Linked DNA regions of Homo sapiens: regions 2 and 3 are each linked to region 1. A link is a loop called in an ENCODE intact Hi-C map of the cell type or tissue named here. Cell type or tissue: endothelial cell of umbilical vein. All regions are shown on one strand.

What was found. A loop is a pair of places that touch in the nucleus more often than their neighbours do. Peaks named below come from ENCODE experiments on the same cell type or tissue, not always from the same donor. Only the 100,000 strongest peaks of a DNase experiment are listed, where the experiment ranks them.
Region 2: it touches region 1 in a loop (33-fold over the local background); 10 of 110 quality-filtered maps call a loop at or near these places.
Region 3: a loop joins it to region 1, with 2.7 times the contacts of the local background. A loop is called at or near these places in 3 of 110 quality-filtered maps.

The regions. Positions count from the first base shown.
Region 1 is chr13:80,361,055-80,369,054 of GRCh38, reverse strand. It overlaps LOC105370276 (a long non-coding RNA gene), which reads right to left. Exons shown (of 4, transcript XR_001749939.2): 3 at 7,369-7,454; 4 at 3,003-5,961. Among named protein-coding and RNA genes, the nearest start is that of SPRY2, 24 kb to the right of the region's middle. In endothelial cell of umbilical vein, a CTCF peak has its summit at 4,939 (motif pointing right); a DNase peak (open chromatin) is centred at 5,034.
Region 2 is chr13:79,544,556-79,552,555 of GRCh38, reverse strand. It overlaps NDFIP2 (Nedd4 family interacting protein 2), which reads right to left. Exons shown (of 8, transcript NM_019080.3): 6 at 4,162-4,228; 7 at 1,434-1,539; 8 at 1-40. The coding sequence ends at 1,436. Among named protein-coding and RNA genes, the nearest start is that of LINC01068, 18 kb to the left of the region's middle. In endothelial cell of umbilical vein, no CTCF peak of the experiment used is centred here; a DNase peak (open chromatin) is centred at 3,395.
Region 3 is chr13:80,548,877-80,556,876 of GRCh38, reverse strand. No RefSeq gene overlaps it. Among named protein-coding and RNA genes, the nearest start is that of SPRY2, 210 kb to the right of the region's middle. In endothelial cell of umbilical vein, no CTCF peak of the experiment used is centred here; DNase peaks (open chromatin) are centred at 876 and 4,936.

The DNA.
Region 1 (8,000 bases):
TATATTTATATATTATATAATATATATTATATAATATATATATTTATATATTTATATATATTATATATAATATATATATTAATATATTATATATATTATATATATTTATATATTTATATATATTTATATATTTATATATTTATATATATTTATATTATATATATATTTATATTATATATATTTATTATATTTTTTTTATATATTTATATACATATTTTATATATATATTTATATATATATATATGCCTTCAATGAAAAGTTCCCTGTGTTCAATTGTTTTCAAGTATCAGCTTGATTATCATAAGCAAAATCCACTTATAGTTTTCTGAAATTTTTAGGACAATTCTTTCTTCAAGGGAAAAACCCCGTCTCTACTAAAAATACAAAAAATTAGCCGGGCATGGTGGTGCATGCCTGTAATTCCAGCTACTCGGGAGGCTGAGGCAAGAGAATCGCTTGAACTCGGGAGGCGGAGGTTGCCGTGAGCCGAGATCGTGCCATTGCACTCCAGCCTGGGCAACAAGAGCGAAACTCCGTCTCAAAAAAAAAAAAAAGAAAACAAACAAGCAAAAAACCTTAACAGCTCTGTCATTTACAGTAATCTGGGTAAAAATTTAAGTTAGGCACTTGGGGAAATGCAAAAGCTCTGAAAAAACGTTCCTGCATTGAACAAACTTAAAGTATATCATCTGAAGAGAAAAAAAACTGAAAACAAATATATGAAAAGTTAGAGAACAATTATGTGGTCCTGAAAGTAAATGTAAAAGTTGTTTGAAGAATGGGTGTTCTGGTATCTTTAGTCTCTAACCTCTAATGTAGAATGACTTTATGAGCAGGCTAAGTAAGCATTAGCCCATACATCATGCTTTGTGAAGCAAGGGGCATGACCTCTCATCCAATAATGTCTCCTAAAATTCCTCCCTTTGGCACAGTTATCTGTGTGCTTCTAGGTCCTAAACTGAACATGCACTCCTGTGCAAACCCTCTTCAGTCTCAGGATGAAGGAATGTAGCAGTATATTGAGGTTAGTATCAAATCAGCCTTATCCATGGCCACTCACATCCCACTTTCCAGAGCAGGGATCCTACCATTAGTATTCCTGACCTCAGAGCCCAGCCATAGAAACTGAGTCTTGTTTTCGCTTTGATTCACTCCCTGTTGACTCCAGGTCCTCTAGCACTGGAATCCAAGAATTTATGCCCCCTCAGTCCAACCCCTCCACAACATCCACACCCAGCACTCTCTAAAGTCCTTTGTTGGGGCTCAGGAAGTGATACTCAAAAGTAAATATCTCATTGCTCACACTGTATAGAGCCCCGACTTTCATGGAAGCCCATCGGCAACACCACTGCCTGAAATGAGACACAACTGTTAACTGTTTAGCTAGACTGGCCTATTATCAGGACTGAGAGACTGATTCAATGGCTTATGAGACAATCTATCAATCAATTTTTGGACTGTGAAACTTCTTGAGGAAGTTTCAGAATGAGAAATGTTGGGGTTCAGAAAAAGAAACCCCAAAGCGAAGGCTTGCAAAGCAAAGTCTCTCTCCAACCTTCTGCCCTCCTGTCTCTTGCCCCTCATTCTCCCTGAGGCAAGCCATAGAAATTAGAACGCTTTTTCTCTAAAGTCAGTCCTAAAGCCTAAAAATACAACTCTATCCTTCCCCCATCTTTCTGTGTAATACCTGGCCATAAGGAAATTAGACCCTCATTCCAGAGGGGTCCTGCTCCATATCCCAAAGGAAAGCGTTAGCAAAAATTAAAATCCTAAGCCTCTCAACTGACTGAATAGACCCCCCTCTAGGCCAAGGTGATCTGAAAGAAACCTGAAGAACTAGTTCAGGCCATGACAAGAAGTGGGGTCCGACATGCCTTATTATACTCTGTTCTCTTCAGAGTTAAGACACCACTGACCAGCATTAACACTGAAATAGAGATCATAGGCTGGGTGTGGTGGCTCATGCCTGTAATCTCAGCACTTTGGGAGGCCAAGGCAGGTGGATCACCTGAGGTCAGGAGTTCAAGACCAGCCTGGCCAACATGGTAAAACCCCATCTCTACAAAAATACAAAAATTAGCCAGGCATGATGGCAGGTGCCTGTAATCCCAGCTACTTGGGAGGCTGAGGCAGGAGAATTGCTTGAACCCGGGAGACAGAGGTTGCAGTGAGCCAAGATCACACCACTGCACTCCAGCCTGGACAACAGAGCAAGACTATCTCAAAAAAAAAGAAAGAAAGAAAGAAAGAAAGAAATAGAGATCATAAGGCTGACGAAACAGATTCTTTGTAGCAATAAGATAGCAAATTCAACCTAACTCTCTTATAGTATCACATGACAAATAACAGGCCCCCCCCCCAAAAAAAAACAAAGTATTTTACTCCAAAATATATTTATTTGAAATATTTTTGGATGGCCCTGCAAAGCTGTCTCTTGTGGGGAAAATCTACATTCAGTAAATAATCCCCTTCCCTTTCCTTGTCTTTTCCTGACCCAGGAGAGATTTAAGTAAGAGTCTGGCATCTTTTATGTCCCATAAGAGACATTTACATCTATTATTTAAGAGGCTTCACCTACATAGTAAGAACCTTGATTTCCACAAACCTCCTTATCTTAACTCAAGCATTTCTTTATGCTGACTTCAAGTCATCAGGCAAAGCTTAATTATTATCATTATTTTTGTTTTGTTTTGTTTTGTTTTTGAGATAGGGTCTCACTCTGTCACCCAGGCTGCAATGCAGTGGTGCAATCACAACTCACTGCAGCCTTGACTTCCCAGGCTCCAGCAATACTCCTACCTCAGCCTCCCAAGTAGCTGGGTTTACAGGCATGTGCCACCACACCCAGCTAATGTTTGTATTTTTAGTAGAGACGGGTTTTTGCCATGTTGCCCAGGCTGGCTTTGAACTCCTGAGCTCAAGCAATCCACCTCCCTTGGCCTCCTGAAGTGCTGGGATTACAGGCGTGAACCACCACACCCAGCCAAGCTTAATTATTTCAACCAATTGTCAATCAGAAAATCTTTGAATCCATCTATGACGAAGAAGCTCCCCTTCCCCACCTTCCCCCCTCACTTTGAGATGTCCCACCTTTCTGGGCCAAACCAATGTATACCTTACATGCCTATAACTTCTGTCTCCCTAAAATGTATTAAACCAAGCTGTAACACAATCCTCTTAGGTGCATGTTCTTAGGGCCTCCTGAGGCTGTGTCAAAGGCCCTGCCACTCATATTTGGCTCAGAATAAACCTCTTCAAATATCTTACAGAGTTTGGCTTTTTTTGTCAACAAAATAATGCTGTACAGAAAGACCAAGAAAAATCTGGACAGGCTTTGCCGAGTTTCCTGACTCTGTCTATTAGCATCAAAGCATTAGATTTTATCCTTTTTGTCCAATCATATTTTATATGGCTATCCATACTTCATTGAACATCAGCATAAAACGCAACAATTTTCCCTGCATCTTTGGGTCTTCATTCTGAAGCCTCCCATATCATATCAAACTGTGCTTAAATAAATGTATTATTCTTTTTTCTTGATAACCTGCCTTTGTTATAGGGGTGTTAGCCATAATGCTTATGATGGAGAGGAAAGTAATCACCTCATTTCTGCCTCTACACTTTCCAGAGCCTAGAAATTCCACATCTAAACTCCAGCAGCAATGGCTGGATCTCCTTATTAGAAACTGCTTCTCCCTGATGTTAATTGTCACTTGCTAAACCTCTCCGTGGTATTTTCCAGAGTGTTAAAATGATCTGATGATGGTATCTTGCACACCAGTGATGAGTAAGGTTGATTTGGGAGATCTGACCTTCTACTCTGTTATTTCCTTTCTGTTTTACCATTCCGCAAGCACACCTCACAAAAATGACTTTTAAGAAGACAGCAGCTCTCAGTAGAGGACATACAGTTCCTTTTCTTTCCCAATGAGTGACACCTCCTTCCTTTCACTCCTTATTGCCTATTGCTTAGGGTTCTCCTCATTCTGCACCCCATTCCCAGCTTGTTGATTGTTTAGAGGCAACACTTTCTCATCTACTTTATCTTACTACAAAAACTCTCCCTAAAACCTACCATTAAAAATGCTTCTTTAAGAAGCTCATTGAGACTCCAAAGCTCCCTACTGAATACCTATACCCCTAGGGAAATAGTTTCCTATTTTATCATATAATACACTAACTGATTTCTACCTAAAGCCAAAAGTTAGTAAGAGTTGAATATGTAGAGAGAGAATCTTCACATTAAGCACCTTTAAGACTCAGAATATAATACTATAATACAGGGTATAATAAGCATTTAGAAGTGATTTAATACAAGTATTAGTTAAATGAACACTGTATATGGATCAACATACTCTGATTCATGAAAGTACAAATTCACAGAGAGCAAATTGATGAATCCAATGAATTCTAAGAATCTTTAATTATAGTATGGATATCAAGATAAATTAAATCAACTATGCAATTTCCAAATATCTTTCACATAGGATGATGTAGACTAAAATAATGATACAGCAAAGTGTTCAATTACAGAATGTAATTCTCCAGTGATAATGTCACTCCAAACCTCTATTTTGCTTACTAGAGTGTCAGCTTGATGTTCAAATAGCCAACTTTACTACTGCTAGGTCAAGTTACTGAGAGTTAGCTATATAAGGTTAACTCCTACCCAAGAAAAATCCCAATAAATAAGAATTGTTATGCTTTATGTCCTGCTTCATGATATAAGAAAGGAGGAATTAATTTTAAAAGGATTATAATTATCTAGCCCAACTTCAGAATCACTATTGAATTTTAAGAAAGAATAAATTTTCAGAAACTACATTGGCATTTGCTACCAATCAAGGATAACACTTGTATATAGAAATAATGTTTAAAGACCAAAAGTAACAGAATTTTCCTTGCTGTCTTTTCATCCTCCCAAATCACCGCAACAAACTGTTGCAGGGAAACCAGCAGAGGGAGCACTAATCATTGCGATTTTTTTTTTTTTTTAATGTGTGCTCTGAAAAACAAAAGAAACTGTCTTTTAGCGAATTTCTAGATACTTTGTCAAGACTGGCAAAACCCTTATAAAATACAGATATTATTTGCCACTGTTAAATTTCCTCTTTAACTGTTTTTAATCAGTATTGAAACATTTTTTATTGATGTTTTTAATTAAGAAAGTAATACCTGTTTGTTGTACAAAGTGAAACAAATCAGGGGAAATTTTTTTTAAATCAATATTTGCCTATCTCTCCTTCAGATCTGTATTATAAACAGACTTGTGTATCTTTTCACATCCTTCTCATAAAAACAAATTATATATACATATATATATGTGTACTGCTACATGGAGAGAGATTTATAAATACACACACATGCACACATAGGTGTACTCCTACATATATGTATATATGTCTCCCCATGTAGCAGTAGCCTCTCTTTAGGTAACAAAATAGCATGAAATATCCTCAGATATACAGTGGAAAAATAGGAAATGTGAAGTAAACACAATGTCAGGGCATATAACAACCATGTGTGAACAGAGGGTCAAAACATATAGGCCTGAAATTATATCACTGCCTTCCACATGAAAAATCTAAACACATATGAGTGAATGTGTGGACCCGGAAAAACAAATAAGCAAACCAGAACACAAATATCCGTCTTAAACTGTGATGAGGAAAGCTAGGTGAATTAATTTCTGCTTTACAATTTATGTTACCAATCTCTTCACAAAACAAAATTTAAAAAAATTAGCAACAAAACCACTTAGGAGCTTTAAAAAGTGAAACATATTAAAATGCATTCTTTAAAACTCACAATACTGGCCGGGCGTGTGGTGGCTCATACCTGTAATTCTAGCTACTTGGGAGGCTGAGGCAGGAGAATCACTTGAACCCCAGAAGCGGAGGTTACGGTGAGTCGAGATCGCAGCATTGCACTCCAGCCTGGGCAACAAGAGCGAAACTCCATCTCAAAAAAAAAAAAAAAAAGAAAAAAAAATCACAATATTTTACAAATTCTAACTGAAGTAGAGTAAATCGCTTTTCATTCCATTTATTCACATAATTGAACTAAATAAGCAAAAGAATATAACTACTGATATCAGTGGAAGAGACACTTCATCCCACTCCATAGAGAGAATCCCTGAATTTCACTATAGGTTCTGACCCCTGTCCAACATCATCTCTTTACAAAAAGATCCTTCTAAATTAGTGGGCCCAGGACCCAGAGACCCATCTAGCCAGGTGGTAGCTGCTTTTGTGGATTTATGTTTCTGAAGCCAATAAATTTGCTGAAGCTTCCATGGCCTTTACTGTGTGCCCTCATTCATTCCTGTCACTCAGCATGCTCTCCTTGTTTTCCTCCACGTCTCTGCAGATGCACTTTGAACACAGCCTTTTATAAGTGTACTTTATATTTACCAACTTCTACGCACCCTGATCCCATAGCATGGGGCTATCATTTCCCACATAGAAAGGAAGGAAATATTGCAGGGGGAAGAGACAGCACACAAAATGAAATAATGAGAAAAAACTTACAACGGTAGAAGGGAAAGGCCCTACTTACGAGGTTCTAAAGAGAAGTATTTCTGGGAGTAGGGAGTAATTAATCAACTGCGGTATCCATCCCATCTCTCCAAAGCAGAAAAAGGTCATTTTATCTACTTGTAGAAAAAAATCTTTTACTAAGGGCTTTAAGCATTTAGAAACTCTTTCAGAAACCACATCTCTGTAATAAAATAAGAGAACACAGTATAGGGATCCTCATTTCATAGATGAGGAAAACTGAGGAATGGAGAGGTCAAAAGCTGGCTCAATGTCACAGGAAAGGCAGTTGCAGAGTTAGGATAAGACCCAGGGTTCTTGACTCCAGCCCTTTACTTTATCCACAAAGTCAACACAAGCAGTCTAGATTTGTTATCTCGCCCCCTTCTGTCTCAAAGACTGAGTGACAAAGAGCCCTTAGTGTGATACTGAGTGTAAATGACAGCACAGGAAGTCCATTCTCAGGGCAAGCTGTGAGACTGGCAGCTGAACAGGAGGCCACAAAGCAAGTCTGTACAGAGCACTTTCAGTCTACACTCACTATCTCATCCCTACTAAGGCCCAGAGTCCACAGAAGCCAAGGGAGGGAGTGACGGAGGCTGCAGGAGGGTCCACTTAGTTCATCAATTCCTGAGTATCCTTTAGCACCACAAAAGGCTTAGACTTAATGAGAAAGAAATGAATCATCTATAGAACTGAATATTTATTTTAAAGATGGTATTTTCAATGTGTAACTCACATATAAATTATGAATTACATAATTGTTTGTGAACTGTCTGTATAACTACTGTGCAACTTTTCAAGGAACACTCTTTTCTGACATGGTACTAACCTGTTAATTCAACTCTTTGAAACATGTTAATACAGTTCTCAAGGAATTCCATCTAGTCAGGTAGCACATGTTTGAAGCTGAAAATGCTGAAAGTGAAGAAAAATTGTATCAAAACAGGTTCAGTATGAATATCAACCATATATGGAAGAAACATTTATATAGAAGCCACACCCATGTGGATTCACAGTTGTATCAGCCAAGATACTGCAAGTATACCAAGTGTGTTAGTCTAACCATATAGCATAAAGCTGGATTTATTTGTGCTATTATGGCATGGTTGTTTACTGCAAATATAAAAGAAAATGAAGGCTACCACGACCTAATTCCATTGTAAATTGAATTGTATTATCTTCCTGTAAGCATACGTTTCATTACAAACATTTTATTATGAAAGGATGGTCAAAGGAGAAAAATAAATTTATGATACATGTATGACAATATCTCAAAGTATAACTTGTAATTTTCCATATACTGTTAAACTGACCAGCACTTCTTTTAATTCATTAAATAGTGATCAAACTATCCTGTGAAAAGAGATGTTTTACATAACCTTATACTTAATTTTAATATTAACAGTTCAATCATATTTAAATTGATTGAAATAGACACAGTGCATTAAAATCTGACACATT
Region 2 (8,000 bases), 820 kb after region 1:
TTCACATTGGTATAAGAAAGGAATGTCGGGTTGATGCAGTCTGGAGACAAAGAAGGAATTAGTCTTAAAATGTATTAAGTTGTCTTTATCTAAATCATAGTATAATACAACACATTTTATAGAAGAATTATATTAAGTATATAATATTCTCTTCATTAAAGTCTACATATCAGAATACATTCTAAAGTGTAAGGCTTCTATAGCAGATTTTCATCTAGAAAATATTTGCATTGTATTTTAGACTCTTCAAAATGCATAGAAGACAATCACACAAATTAGTAAAACAGCAAAATTACTTTGCCTTTTAATCTTATTATTAATACTGACAAATTCTTAATGCCAGTGTCTGCAAAGATATTTTGCTTGTTAAAATAAAAAAGCGACTTCTTTGGGAGTGGTTGGGGGAGACTTTAGTAGAACACTTAAAATGATACTTTAACATGATCTAGAAATACAAATGTATTCATAGTACTCTAGCAGAAATAAGTAAATTATATAAGCTTATGTATAACTTATATAAATGATAAAATGTAAGCAACCAAATCACAAAGCATGCAGTTTATTTATTTGAAAAAAGAATACTTAATAAACTTGAAACACTTTGTTCCTTATAGTCCTGCATTCAGAAGTTAAGTACTAGTAGACATTTTGGTAATAGAGTTCAAATGCTTTATAAGTTTACCTTATTTATAGGTATAAAGTACATGGTACTTGCTTTAAAAAGTAGAATAGGGAGTATGAGGTTACTTTATGTGAAGATACTCCCGCTGAACAATAAATAAATACTATTACTATACCCACGACCTCCAGAAATTCACTGGATAACCAGTAAGACAACTTCTACTCATTTCTTCATATTCCTACTTATTCAAGTTGTAGCCTTCATAGTTGATAAAAAATCAGCACACATTAAGAAAACAATAACAGAACTATTTTCTTCACATGACTTTTATTCCTTAATCCAGACTGTTAAAAGGACTGCAAGACAAATTGTTTTTCAATCAGATTTTTTTCTCCACCAGATGTCTATGTGAATTTCATATTGTTTTAGACAAAAATGCTCATTCCTTCGGTCTAAGTACTATGTCATATTTTGTTTTTTCAAGCCTTCAAATTTTGTGCTGGTGGTTACTTCATATACATTCTATGGTTAATCTTTAAAGAGAAGTTTTAAAAGTCTGATTCAAAATTTCAGTTCACTCGCTATGTATTTTAAAAATTAAAATTTATGAAATTCAATTTTAAAAATCTAAAAGTTATCTAAAAAGGTCTATGACTTATCAAATTTCAATAAGCTGACTGTTAGCAGTATTAAAAAATATTAAATATGCTAACAGTAAAAATCATGAATACACATTAGGCATTTAATATGTATCTGGCAAATTTGAATACATAAAGGGAATAGGCAGAGTTCACAGATTAATATTTCTTACCTCTACAATAAGAAGAAATACCTTGTTCTATGAGCAGCTGCCATACTTTCAGACATGTTTCTGACTTTTAGATAATTAACAAATCCTCTGAAGAAAAGGAGCAGGCCTGAGAAGGTTGAAATAATATGGATATACTATGTTTTTATACAGAAAAGGGCAAGATAAATTTAAAGTAGACAATTATAAACAAGATCCTCTTGGCTTAAGGAATTTTACTTGCAGACTTCCATTCATTTCTGTAATATATTTTACACTATAAGGATAAACTCTGTCACAAGGAAATACAATTTTTCAATTTGTTAAGCCTAGATGTACCAAAATTAAAGCAAATCTAGCTATAAAAATCCAGAATTACATAAAAATATACATTTAAGTGATTTTCTTCAATAGTAAAGTTACCTGACGCACTTAAACTGATTCAACTCATAAAAACCCCATTGAACCCATGGGCTCAATCTTTTCAATTAATATAACTACTGGGTGAACTAAGACATATTTATTTATATAAAGTAGATAAAAAGGAAATATATACATGAGGTTACTAACAATTATGAGGAAAAAAACAATAAGCCTGTATAGTAATATCAAGTGCCTGTCATCTGTGAAATCTGTATTTGAAGATACGTGCATTATGTACATATTTTTAATTATGAGTTCTTATTTTGAAGTAATAATAAAAAACTAACTTATAATAAAAAATTAAGATGAGTTAGAAAAGACAACTTGGAAGACAGTCACTCTAATGATTTAGATTATTTGGGATACATCTTATATCTACCTCAGTTTTCTCCTTTGTAAAGTAGTATTTTAAAATAACAACCACAAATATATTTAATAATTTAAAAAGCAATACCTGTAAAATTCTCTAAAGTTTCACATAAAAAATATTAGATAAGTATAAAACATTACCATTACTAGTATAAGCCTTTGAAATACTTAAGCATATGATTCTTAGGGAAACATTTATTAACTCCAGCAAATTTTTAACCAGGAAAACAGGGTGGGGGGGATCCAAAAACAAAAACAGAAGATATCTACTGTATGTGTATGACTTTCCTCACCAGGAGGAAAAGGAGTTTGTGAATTTAAAATATGAAGTCTCAAACTAAATTTGTACCCCAACTGCAAGACAGTAATCAAATCACTAAAAACAAGAAGCATGTGTGTAGTAAATTGGAGAGGAAAGACAGAAGAGAGATACAAATGATGACTTAAATGGTATAAATTACAGCTAAACCCAATCGCATCTGCTTCCCATATCCTAACTCCCTCCTTTTGGGACTCCTTCTGAATTCCACCCTCATGCCCTTCCAGATGCTGTTCAAAGATAATAATACTGTTATCCAAATGTAAAAATATTATTGAAAAATGTAAACCAACTTATTTGTGGGATCCCTTCCTTTGTCTCTAAAGCTGCTGTTTTCTAACACACATTTTACTTCTCAGGCATTTTCTAAAAGAAGCCACCCAGTTCATACCTAAAAACCAATCGCTCAGTGGCTACTGTTTCTCAGCATTCTACAAAGTGCTCAACATTCTTTTCAGCATATGTGAGAGCAACATTTTTATCACTGATTACATTTTCACATTCCCCTAAATAAATAAACACTAGATTATGGCTCTGAAGTGGAACTGGCATTGTCCTCTGTATTCTACTCTGCCCCACACTAACCTCCTTAAGATTCCTCCAATCTCTAAATAATATATATATACACACAAATGTACTCATTTAATATGCTTAAATACTTAATAGACTTTATAAACCTTCTCACTTTTAGGTAAGAAACTCAATAAAGAACACGGCATTCAGGCAGTTAGAACACATAATATAAAACTGGCTTCACCTCCAGATGCATCTCAACAAAGTCACAACACTAAAATAATTTCAATATAGCTATTAAAGAATTAAGTGACCTTATCTGACTAACAATAATTTGTTTCCCAAAAGATCCTAAAGATCCAACAGTATGACTAAATAAAAACTCAGAGAGAAGACTGCCACCTACTGAAATGCTGTTATTTTCTGGTAAAATTCTGAGTGAAACATGGGCTTTTACTCTTAACTAGAAACAAAAGGTATTCCTTATGTCAGCAAATACATCTGAAATGTGGATTAAAGATATAATGTGATTTAATGATTAACTTAATTATCTCACATTGAAGGTAAAAAACAAAAGGGAACAAAAATTGAAAATCCATAAAATTCCATCAATATTAATAAAAAGACACGTCTTATAGGAAGACAACTCAACAGAAGCACTGTGATCATTAGGCATAAAGCCTTTCCTTATGCCTGGCTGATTAATGATTAATTCAAGGCACATTTCAAAAGCATAAAGAATGTTTCCATGATCAAAAAATAAGAGAACAGATAGAACAACCAAACTATCCAACTCTCAAATTTCCTAAGATCATTAAAAGAAGTCATTTGTGTATGTTTTCTGAGATAAATGCTAAAGACAATTTTTTATCACGTTGTTATTTTAAAATTTTTTAGCATTCAATTATCATCCCGCCACTGACTCTTTACACTGATAGCCTCTGGATTTTAAATCTAAGAAATCTGTAGTGCTATATAGAATAGTTTAAAAACGTGAGATGATGTGTTTGAATATGAGAATTTTACAGAAGAAAAATAATTTCCACATAAATTGCAACACAGTTTATTTACATCTTACAGTTTTTGGAAATATCCAAGTTAAACTAAATGCATTAAGAATAAACTTACCAAGTACAAGAAATATCCACCAAAGCCAATACTGTCCATTGAAATATCCAGTAAAATAATCAGAAAACTATGGAGTGAACATAAATATATTAACCGAATTCATACACCTGAATTTGAAAATCATAAATTATCTTCAGTTTCATAATGATTTACTTCAAATAATCTTTAACACTTAAAAATGGCACAAAGGAAAAATAAAAACACTTAATGGCATACACAGCATACACATATATAAATTATTTGAGAAAAAATCATCTTATGCAATAGCAAAAAAAAAATTGGAGTATTTTTAGAAACAAAAACCAGTTTCAAACTCCCCGCAAGAAACAGTAAATGCTGTATGTCTGAATCACACATTTTCTTATTAGAAATTTCACGTCAGTCCTTTTTTCATAATCTCTCAAAACCACAACTACCATCCCAAACACACTACAGCAACCCGCTGCTTCAGATATTAACACCAAAAGCCACATTAGTTTAATCTTATCAGATGGGGGTGTTCTGCTGACCTCCAAAAGAAGAGCTTTTGACCTTCTGTACACCCCCTACTGTTAATCACTGCCAAAAATACTAGGTGCATAAAGACCCCCATTAGAGTCTTTTTATTTTCAAACTAGATGCTCTAGCATTCAGTTCCCAACAGAGAGCTGAGAACAGCTAAATGAACCTTAAAGTGGCATTTCAACAGTTCCTATTAGTGGCCATGGTAGACAGTTTTATATTCTCCGTGGTGTGGGAATATGAACAGGCAGATGGAAGGCAGAATTTGATGATATTGGACACAGTTATCCTTTCCTTGATTAGACTCTAGACATCACACTTCATTAATTTTAAAAGGTTTTTTAAAAAATCAATCTAATTTTCTTCAGTTACTTCAGATAACTTTAGCACCTAAAACAATGCCTCAAATGATTACTTTTTAAAAAGTGTTTAATATAACCTACTCTAAAACTGTTAAAAATTAGCTTGTGTTTACCCACCCTGTTTCCACTGGTCTGCAAACTGAATCTGATGTAACTAAAAATGATTCCACTAAATGCAGACTTGCTCTCAAATCTAATACTAACTAAAAGTATTTGTAACTTTATAAGTAAAGATTTCCAATTATTTGTTGGTAATTTCTATATAAGCTTAAAAATCCTAGGCTGTGGCAAAAATAAAAAATGCTTACAAATTGTAAATAATGTTATCATTTAGTAAGCATATCAAATAAAGATTATCTAAGTCTGTTTTTTATAGCCTTTTAAGTATTTTCTCAGGAAGTATTTCCAATTAATAAATAAACCATTTATAGTAATTTCAGTATTTATAGTAATTTCATATTTTAAATTTTATAGTAATTTTTTAAAATTTATAGTAATTTCAGAGATTTAAAATTTCAAAGTACTACTAAAAACATAAATCCCATGTACACCTACATCTTTAAAATATATGTACAATGAAGGAGGGACTTGAAATTGAAAAGATACAGCTTATACAGGATGGTACTATACTATTTTTTAGTCAAGTGATTAACAGTTAGAAATACAACATTTTCATATAGGTCTTAAAGGCTGTAAGAACAAAAAAGAATAAAGAACAAAGGCAATACATTTTTTAAATTTCTGCGTGTTACCCAGTAACAGGTAACCTGAACATCAAGAACAGTCATTCTTCACCAAAAATGTTTACCATAAAACTAGTTCTTATTTACTCCCTAGTGAAAAATATAATTACCTTCACCCTGATGTCAAAGAGAAGGATTTGCTATGTAAAAAGGATAAAGAAATGCTTTTGGACTCATTACTGTGTTAGCAAAAATGTTTTAAAATACTAAAATCATAAGCCTAAGCCAACTGTTGTTTTTTTCATATAAGTAAACCAATCATGTTGATTGGCCAGTCACAGGCTAGAGAAATCAAATTTTGGAAAATAAATTAATGAACATTATGAATTCATCTGATTTTATTATATTAATGTAACATCACTATTTCATTGTTTACATCCTGTCTACTTTCAAAATGTACTTTGTTAGTTTTTAATAAAACACATATGTATTTTTAACCACATAATAAAAAACCTTAGATAGAAGTAGTATCAGAAGGCTAGGCTAAAGATATTTACACAAAATCCGAGGTTCATCGCAGCTCAGATACAAAATGGACAGCGGCAGTATGATTTATAAATTACTTATTGTCTAATGAAAGGGAACACCAGGTTTTTAGGAGAAAACTTTTCTCTCAGCACTAAACTCTAAGAGGAATGTTTTACTTGGAGCATTATAGTAAAAGTCAAAGTACAGTGTAACAGAGGCAGTACAGAAATAGGAAAATAGGCAATGAATTGAGACCAAGGTAGATGTCAATTCACATTAAAAACTGTGAGACTGGCCTGGCGCGGTGGCTCACGCCTGTAATCCTAGCACTTTGGGAGGCCAAGGCAGGCAGATTGCCTGAGCTTGAGATCAGCCTGGGCAACGCGGTGAAACCCTGTCTCTACAAAAATACAAAAAATTAGCCAGGCGTGGAGGCATGTGCCCATGGTCCCAGCTACTTGGAGGATGAGGCAGGAGAATTGCTTGAACCCGGGAGGCGGAGGTTGCAGTGAGCCAAGATGGCACCACTGCACTCCAGCCTGGGCGACAGAGTGAGACCCCGTCTCCACAAAAAAAACAACTGTGGGACCTTGAGCAAATTATTTGACTCTTTTTATTCTTAGTTTCATCACCAATAAAATGGCTAGATCATCACCAGCATCAGAGATACAGTTAAAGTTTGAAAATTCGTTGCTTGTAACAAATTATGCCTGGCATACACTAAGGGTTAAATGAATGGCAGTTATTGTTATTTTATACAAAAGATTTTTTTAAGTCCTTTTCTTATAACACTTCTTAGTACACACTAAAGGCATAACATTAACTCTAACTCAGTAAAAGTATTTTAAGGGAAACTAAACAGTCCTGGTGATCAAACTTGATGACAGTATTTACCTTACAAAACTGTAAGAAACTCTAGTCTTTGAATTTAAGTTCCCCATCTTATCACATCAACTAGAGGTGATAACTAGATAATCTAATCCCTTCTCAACCTGAGGTTCTTATGAGAAAATTAAGCTGTAATACTTTAAGGACATAAGTTGTATAAGATGCATTAACTTCTTTCTTACACATCTAGAATGATACTAGCAATTTACTAACAGGGAGAATTGAGAAAACAGTCCTCATATCATTTTCTATGTTCTGTGATTTAGATGAGAAATCCCATTTGAATAATAGTGCTTAATTCTATTAGTATCATAATCAACATTGGACTTATCTAGGCCCAACTTTGAGGTTTTTTTAATAATAATTTCTATAAGGGAAGGGACTGTGCCTTTATCTTTGTATGTTCTGTAACAGCTAATAGATTTATACTTGTGTTAGGAACCCACTGTACATCTTTTGCAATAAAATTAAAACAAGAAATTGTCAGGGGATAGTTCTAATGATGGCTCAAATTTTAACTATCTTAGAAGAAACCAGTCCATAGGTCCCAACCAAGAATTAACTGATTAATAATCAAAACCTATGGATTACTGAAACCCTGGAAAGCTATAAGTTTTAAAATAATGAAGAAATGCATTACATCCATAAACATTAATATTTTCATAGTGGGTACTTTTAAATCAACTTCATAATATATATTATTAAAGTGAACATTTAAGAGAAGCTAATATATTTGATCTATGATTCTACTAAAAATTTTAGGAGGATTTAGCTCATTCAATTAGAAATCAATGTTTAAATGTAGAATGTATGTATTTTAATTTATTAATTGTATAACAGCATTTAAAATGTGTAGGTAATTTTTCAAAAGACTTAT
Region 3 (8,000 bases), 190 kb before region 1:
TACAAACAAACTTTAAGATGGCCCTTTTACTGGAAGGATATTGAGTATCTTGCAGAGCACCCAAGCTATAGGCAAATCAGGCAACCAATAAGTCCAGTAATTCCAATATCATCAGGATGATCATCTCTCTTCTCATCTCCACCTATGGGTCACCTTAACACCTCTCTCTCTCTCTCTTTCTCCTCACATCCACCTTTTCATTCTTTGCCTGGCATTCTCTCTCTCTCTCTCTCTCTCTTATTCTTTCTGTCTCCCTACTCCCACCTCCAGCAAGCCTAGGATCTGCTCACAAATGCTCAACTCTAAATATTAAAACTTTAGCCACAATAAATACATACAATAAGAAGAAAATACTAGAGAAAGAATGCGTCAACCAATCTGGGCCACGTGCCAATAACTAGACCAATTGATCTGAGGCCAAAAGAGTGGGATACTGTAATTTGTCCAGTTATAAACTAATCAACTATTGTGTAGTAAAATGGCATCTCTAGGGCAATGGAGTGGGGTAAGATACAGGGCCCAGAAGAAAAGTTAGGGCCGCTGAGCAGACAAACGAAAGTTCTGTATTTCCAGGAAGAAATTAGCATGTAACTTAATGGGTTTTTTAAAGCAGATTTTTTAAGCATTAAATGTGACATCCACATGTGCAGATCTTTTATAAATTGGTATTTAGTTACTTGAGCATAAATGTCAATAGTACAGGCTGAATAAAGTCCAGGCTGCTTAAAAGGCCTTCTGTCCTGTTCTATTTCCACTGCTATTTATTTAATATTCCCAGAATGGTAATAAAGCAAACAGTGGTATTTATCTTCTTTGTGTGAAATGAATTTTTGTCTGTTTTAAATATGTAGTGGTTTTCTTTAAAGTGGGATGTTCACACCATCACATTTGAATTGACCTTTATGAGTACGAATGATTGTTTCCTTCTATTGTTTAAAGCTATGCTTCAAAGAAATGGCAATATAGCAGCTACATGTTTAATATGATAATGACCTCATTTAGAATAATTTTTAGTGTGTAGTCTTGTTAAAATTCCATCCAAATTATGTAATATTTGTAGAAACCATTTTATGAAAATTTTAATAAGATAGTATACATTAAAAAAACTTTAAAAATCTATACAAAGGAAAATCACATTTCTCTACTATACTAACATGGATTTTAGTATGATCACTATAGTCCCAAAATATTCAAAAATAAACGATCACCACAAAAACAAGGGTTATAAAAAAATTAAATACGGAGTTAAAAATAATATTTTCTATTGTGCCCATAGAGCCCACACTTAAGAAATTATAGTGCTTCCAGCCTTTCCCCTTAATTATCCTGGAGAAGAGAGAAGCCACTATTTGATTTGGTTCCATGGACCCCTACGTGGACTTTTTGATAAAAAAAAAGTTATGAAACTATTTGATTTGATTTTAGGAGAAAACCCCAGTCTCCAACCTCAGCTTGCCTACCCAAGAAGGAAAAAGGGGGCTCAGAATGGGGCAGGAATTTCCTGTCCAGGTCCGTCTTTCACTACCTTTGAAACAGAGTTCAGCTCCAGGTCTGTTAGCTGATGACCCCTGATATAATACCCTGAGGCAAGATGTCCTTGTCGGCTGTGCACCTCACCTTCTGTAGGCTATGAGGCACCTTTGCTTAATAAACTTGTAAAACACTGACAAACCAAAGGCTTTTTCCAGAAACTAAAATATTAGTTCAAAGAGTTTTAACCTCTCAATCTTCTTTATCAAACTGTGTAAGCCATAGGAGGCAGGGGAAAATGGAAAGAAGTGCGCAGAAGAAAATCTCATTGCACCATCAAAACTATGTCAGAAGCTATCATTGACATCCTTGAGATAAGAGGCAGAAAACAAGATAAATAAGTTGTCAAAACAGACAAACAAAAGGAAATTGAAAGGGAAGACAAAGGGCAAAGAAGAAAGGAGTGAAAACAAAAGAGCAAAAAAGCTTATCAATCATAAGAAAGCTCATCCCTCTCAACAAAGGGAGGAGGCATGATGCAAGTTAAGGAAAACTAATATTAATCATACTAAGCCAGTGCATGGCATACTTATTATCCATGTCATTTATGCCATGGGGAAAGAATAAGAGTAAATAGTATACAAGTTAACTCATTATTGATAAAGCATGAAAAGTATTGGCTTTTGAAAATAAATTATATTGTCCATCTCTTGTGGGCTTTTAAAAATATTCCTCTATTTAAAAAATGGTTTCAGTTCAGTTTTTAGTATCCAGTGAGCCCTCTGTAGCTAGCTCAACTTATAAAGTTTAAACTATTATCTTGTCAGTTATAGTTTCTGTCATTGTCATGCACATAGGACTGTGGAATAAAAAGAAAAACTAAAATGAGTTAAGTTTAAATGTGAACATGAACTATCATTTTCTTTTTTCAAGTAGAATCTTGATGAGTAACTCACTGTCAAAACAATGCATAGAAACATGAGGAAACTGTCAAATTAAAAGAAAATTAGTATAATAAATGCATAAAAATAGACTATGATGTGAATAATTCTGTGGAGAATAAAAAGCAATAAAGATAAGTTTCAATACAGTATCCAGTTAATTTTTAAGAGCAGAAGGAAAAACAGGTTAGAAAACACGCATAGGAATAAGGACATTCTTTTTAAGCCTTCCATAATAGCTCTCCTGAGAAATAGTTTTTAATTATCATATATGATACAAATGAGCATTGACCATCCACTGGAGAGCAGAATCCTCATCCATAAATATAAATTAGTTTTAACAGGCAACTACATTTTGCTACTATCACAAAAGACTATTTTCTAATTATGTATTTGTGCTAGTCAATTTGTCATAGATGACTGTGGACTTCAACCTAAGAGAGTATTTTTTTATTAATAGATTATCTTAAGCATTAGCTGAAGTGTTTGTTAGTTTTCCATTTTAAAATATTTCTCCCTGTTGATATCTTTTTTTGCCCCCTTTGATAGAAAAAGTGGTTATACTTAAGGCCTGGAATAATTATAAGGGAATGGAAAGAAATTGGACACCTCATATTTTTCTAAAAAATTTGTTTAATAATTTAACACATGTGTTTTTTGAGATTTCTAAATTGCTATGGTTAAAAAAGTAATAGAAATAACTTAATTATATAATGGTCCTCCACTATGGTAGGTCTTTGGATATGCATGACTGTAAACGTCTGCAGTAAAGAGACAATTAATTGGAGAATTAGTAATTCTCCACAGAATTATTCACACATGGTAGTGTAGTGAGTTACCATGATGAATCTGGACTGAGAACGCAGTAAAAATTCCCAGATAAGCCCAATTGCCTAAATAAGCCTTTGAAAAGTATTGTTTGTTTTAAAGCATCAGCCTGAGCAATGTCAAATTCTCACAGATAACAGAATATATACTTTAAGTGAATGAACATATAACCATACACAAAAATAAGATAAGAAACCCTTCATGTATCAGAAACCATGGAGAATTCCTGAGATGGTACAACGATGGGAACAAAAGAAAGAAGGAGAGTGTAACAAAGGAAATACCAGGGATAATGCCACCCAAAAGACTGAGGGCTCCACCATGACCCTCCAGGCCTGAGAGAAGGGGAGCCTGTGCACCGGGGACATCCCAGGAACAACAGAGAAGTCCACCACCCTGCAGCTGCCCGCTTCCAGGGAGCAAGGTAGGACGTGGAAGGAGACAGTATGGGAGTTTATGTTAAAGAGATCACACAGCTGCAGGGGGCTGTCCATCTCTGGAGACAACAAGAAAAACAATCTCTAAGCAAACACATGTTTCCTTAAATTTAACTAAAGACACAGTAGAGTACAAAATAAGCCTTAGTAAAAGTTCCCAACATTTCTGCCAAGCAGGTTGTGCAAATGAATGCAGCAGAAATTCTAACAAGTAATCTTAGATACAAATATACACACTCATGAATCACATCACCAAAGAAATAAAGCAACACAATGAAAGAGAAATAAATTCAACCAACAAAACAATTTACATGTGAGGTAATAGTGTTGATAAAAACAATCTAAAAGAGACTTTTAAATATTCCCAGAAAAATAAGGGAAATAAGTTTACTTATAAAATGAAAATAGGCTGTCATTAAAAAAAAAGAATCAATCAGCCTTACTTCCCAAGGGGAACAAATCCAAGCACTAACTCTAAATCAGTTCATAACTGATTCCTTTAAACTTACATGTTAGTTTTAGTCCAGGAAGTTTCCTAAATTTTCACAGGCTTGATGTCTCCCTCCTTCCTCCCTTCCTTCTTCCCTCCCTCCCTCCCACCCTCCTTCCTTTCTTTCTCTTTCTTTTTCTTTCTTTCCTTCCTTCCTTCTTTCCTTCTTTTCTTCTTTCCTTCTTTTCTTTTTTTCTTTCTCTCTCTTTCTTTTCCCTCCATCCCTCTCTTCCTTCCCTCCTTCCTTCTCTCCTTCTTTCCTTTCTTTCATTAGTCTCCCTCTTTAAAATGTCATATAGCTTCCCACTATCATCTTCAATAATAGCATAGCATTACATCCCTGGTGTCATACCTACTTTTTTTATTACCAGCAGCCAAATGCTTAACACTTCACCTACACAGATGGTCAAATGAGTCACTCTATTTGTAAAGGTCTAAAAGCATATACATAAAATACTAAGTCTTGATTGCTTATCTCAGGCTGAATTTCTATTTCATTTTTTTATAGATGAGAGACATACAAAATATTTTTCAATAACTATTTTCTGAGAAAACAGCCATACCCAGCCCTTAGCCAAATCATTTCCTCTATTATGAAGAAATGCTAAAGGCAATGCAGTCCAGCTCAGCAATTCTACTTTTCATAGGAGTCAACATTCTGAATGTATTTGTTACATTAAGAAAGGAAACAGAGACTATCAATCAGACTTTCAGATCCTGTTTTAATCAGAACCCATTCAGGAAACAGTCTGAAAAGCCAGAACTTTCAATGCCCCTGTTCAAGAAGGTTTTTTTCTAACTGATTTGCAGCCCACAGAGGAAGAACAAATACTGTCGATGCTTTCTATTTAATTTGGTATAAGTTCATAAAACAAATTGCCCAGATAATTGGACATGTCTTCAATTCTACACTACATTTTCCATAGATGTAAACCAGATTTATAACTTAGAAGTGCAGCAATAAAAGTGCATAGCTTGTAACAGACTTGTGCCAAGTCTTATGTCAAAGTGAAATAAAAAATGAGACAGACCACTTTGAGTAATCAAATCTGTCAGCTCAGTTAACTCCTTTTAAAGTAATGATGATAAACTCTAAAGTCTGCAAAACAAAACAAGTTTAATTATTTCTATTAGTACAAATATAGGTATGCAGGAAATAGATATTTTAAATAGATTTCCCAAAAATAAACTTATCACCCTAAATCCTTCAAATAATTTTTTCTTGCAGTTTTTTCTATTATTCCTTTTTTTTTTTTTTCCTTTGGAGAATTTAAAACCCACTCACACATGGAAACTACTATCTTGAGGCTAAATTCCCATTTTCCTCTGAGTTTTTCCACCCTTGCTGAAGTCAGAGTTGGCAATTATGCTTTTCTAGACTGGACCGTCTGGTCACCATTTGTCTGGTCCCTGGTCCAAAAAGGAAAAAAAAAAAGATCAACAATATTATGTTGGAAAACATAAGGTGGCTTTTAGGCACATCTGTTAGTCCTGTGATAACTAAATAAATCCAGTTATTATAAGCAAAGCTTAAACCTAAAGACGTCTTCTAATTGAATTCTTCCTTTTTGTGGTCAAGAAAAGGGAAGAACATTAATGGTAATAAAATAGGGAAAGCAGAATTTCCATCTGCAAAGACTTTCCTAAATCTATGTACTTCTTCAGGCTATTTGCCAAAGGCAACATTCCAGAGAAACTGAATTTAAATAATACCCCATTCCAGGAATGAGGAAAGCAGATACACGAATATGTGGAGATCAATTGGTATTAGTAACACATTTCCAGAATTTGAATTTTAAAAAGCCTTATTTATTTTAGAGAAATAAACCACTTTTCCCCCAAAAAAATCCCTCCTTGTATTAAAGTAAATTATTTTACTATTTATTGCTAAGGTATCTAATACTTCCCTCTGCTTCTTTTCTTCCTTCCTTATTTCAGTAATAGAAACATCCACCATTTGGCCAAACTAGAAACCAAGGTTATCATTCTTGAATCAAATTAAAGATAAATACTTCATAGCTCTAACTTTTAAATATTTCTCAAAATAATTATTTTCTCTCTTATTACAATTACTGCTTACTTCCCTGTCTGCCTAAATGCTCTATTTCTTTTACCACAACACTTAACATCTCATCTCTATAAAAACATCGCATGGCAGTTCTATTGTTATATGTTCTTGAATATGCCTTCTCCAAGTTTGAGCTCTTGAAGGAGGAGGATCATGTGTTTTTCATCTGCAATGTCCTAACACCCAGCTGATAAAAAAAAAACACTAAGTTATTATTTGTAAAAACACTAAGTAATTATTTGTAAAAATTATTGATGAACAAATCAATGAATGAATGATAGACACATTACTGACTTAAGTAGTGAAATCTCTGTTTCAACTGTGGTCAACATATGTAATTTTTACCTTATTAGGTCAAATGGAATTGAACAATTGGACCAATTTTGACAAATTTGCTAAAATGCATTCAGTGTCTCTTGAAGTTGAGTTCACGTGTAGGCACAATAAAAGAGTCCCATTGTTTTTTTTAATTGGCATAGATTTTTTTTTTCTTATAGTTCGTTCTGCATTGCACTGTTTTCTTAGATTTTTGTGTAACCCTTTTTGAATATTTTTAATTGTTTTGTCTTGTTTTTTCTCTTGGTTTTAAAATTCAGAACTGAATGTAACTGTAAATATATCTTTCATTTTCTTTATAATTTATCTAGTGGATTTACATGCCATTGAGCACTTAATAAATTTATATGCTAATTTTAGAGCATATATTTGGAAATAGAACCAAAGACAAGTTGCATAAAATGCCACTTTCTACAAAGACAAATGGCATAAAAAATATATGGACTTTTTTGGGGGGAAGTATTCATGTAAATTTTTTAAGGAAATTAATGCAATCTGCTCATTAGGGGAAAGCCTATTTGAAATAAATTTTTTTTTCTCTAACCTCATATTTAGTTTTGTGTGTGTGTGTGTGTGTGTTTCAGTGAGCCCTTATTTGGGCACATATCCCATTAACTGAAATAAGGGTGGTTAGCCCTCAGGGGAGCTCTGTTGCCTTCTTCAATTTCTTCTGCCATATAGAAGTCCTCTATAAAAACCACTCCATGACGTGGACTATTTTAACTCTTACATACAAGTTATGCAAACCTTAAACTGCATCTTACAAGAATGGAGGCAGCTCTTCAATCCTAATTTACATGTTGTTTACTCTTTTCTACTATCATATTGCTTTGGAACCATATTTATATCACTAGATACAGATTTTCTCATCTTCTTTGCCTGGGTTTTAACATTTACTATTATGTTCACTTCTTTAACTCAGCATTTATTTTTTGAAATTATGAAATATTTAAACAAACTCTGGAAAATGAGCAGCAGTCATGTTTCAGAAGCTTGCTCTTTTCTCTTTTTTGTTAGTATTTCCACTACAGAATGAGCAACTCACTCCAACTAACTCTCCTCACAACTAGTGCTCTGTTTCTAATCTGAATTCACATTAGAACTCCAAATCCACTCTTATTGGTGGCAAGACTGATTCCTTTACTCTCTCACCTCACATATGAAGGTTGTTACAAAGTTGATGAGGATAATCAAGTCATACTGGAAAGAATGTTTTGGACTGTGAATATGCAGCTGCAATGAGGATATATTTTGGCACTTCCAGCATTATAAAAGCTAGAATGATTAATAAGAAGTATGGAATTGATCTACTGAGAATACTGTAATCCCTTCATGGTTATTAAGAGATGTGTGAAGCACATAAAAACAAATGTAGATTGTTACTAAAAGGATTCATGATTTAATTTTATCCCCTTTAAAAATATATTTTT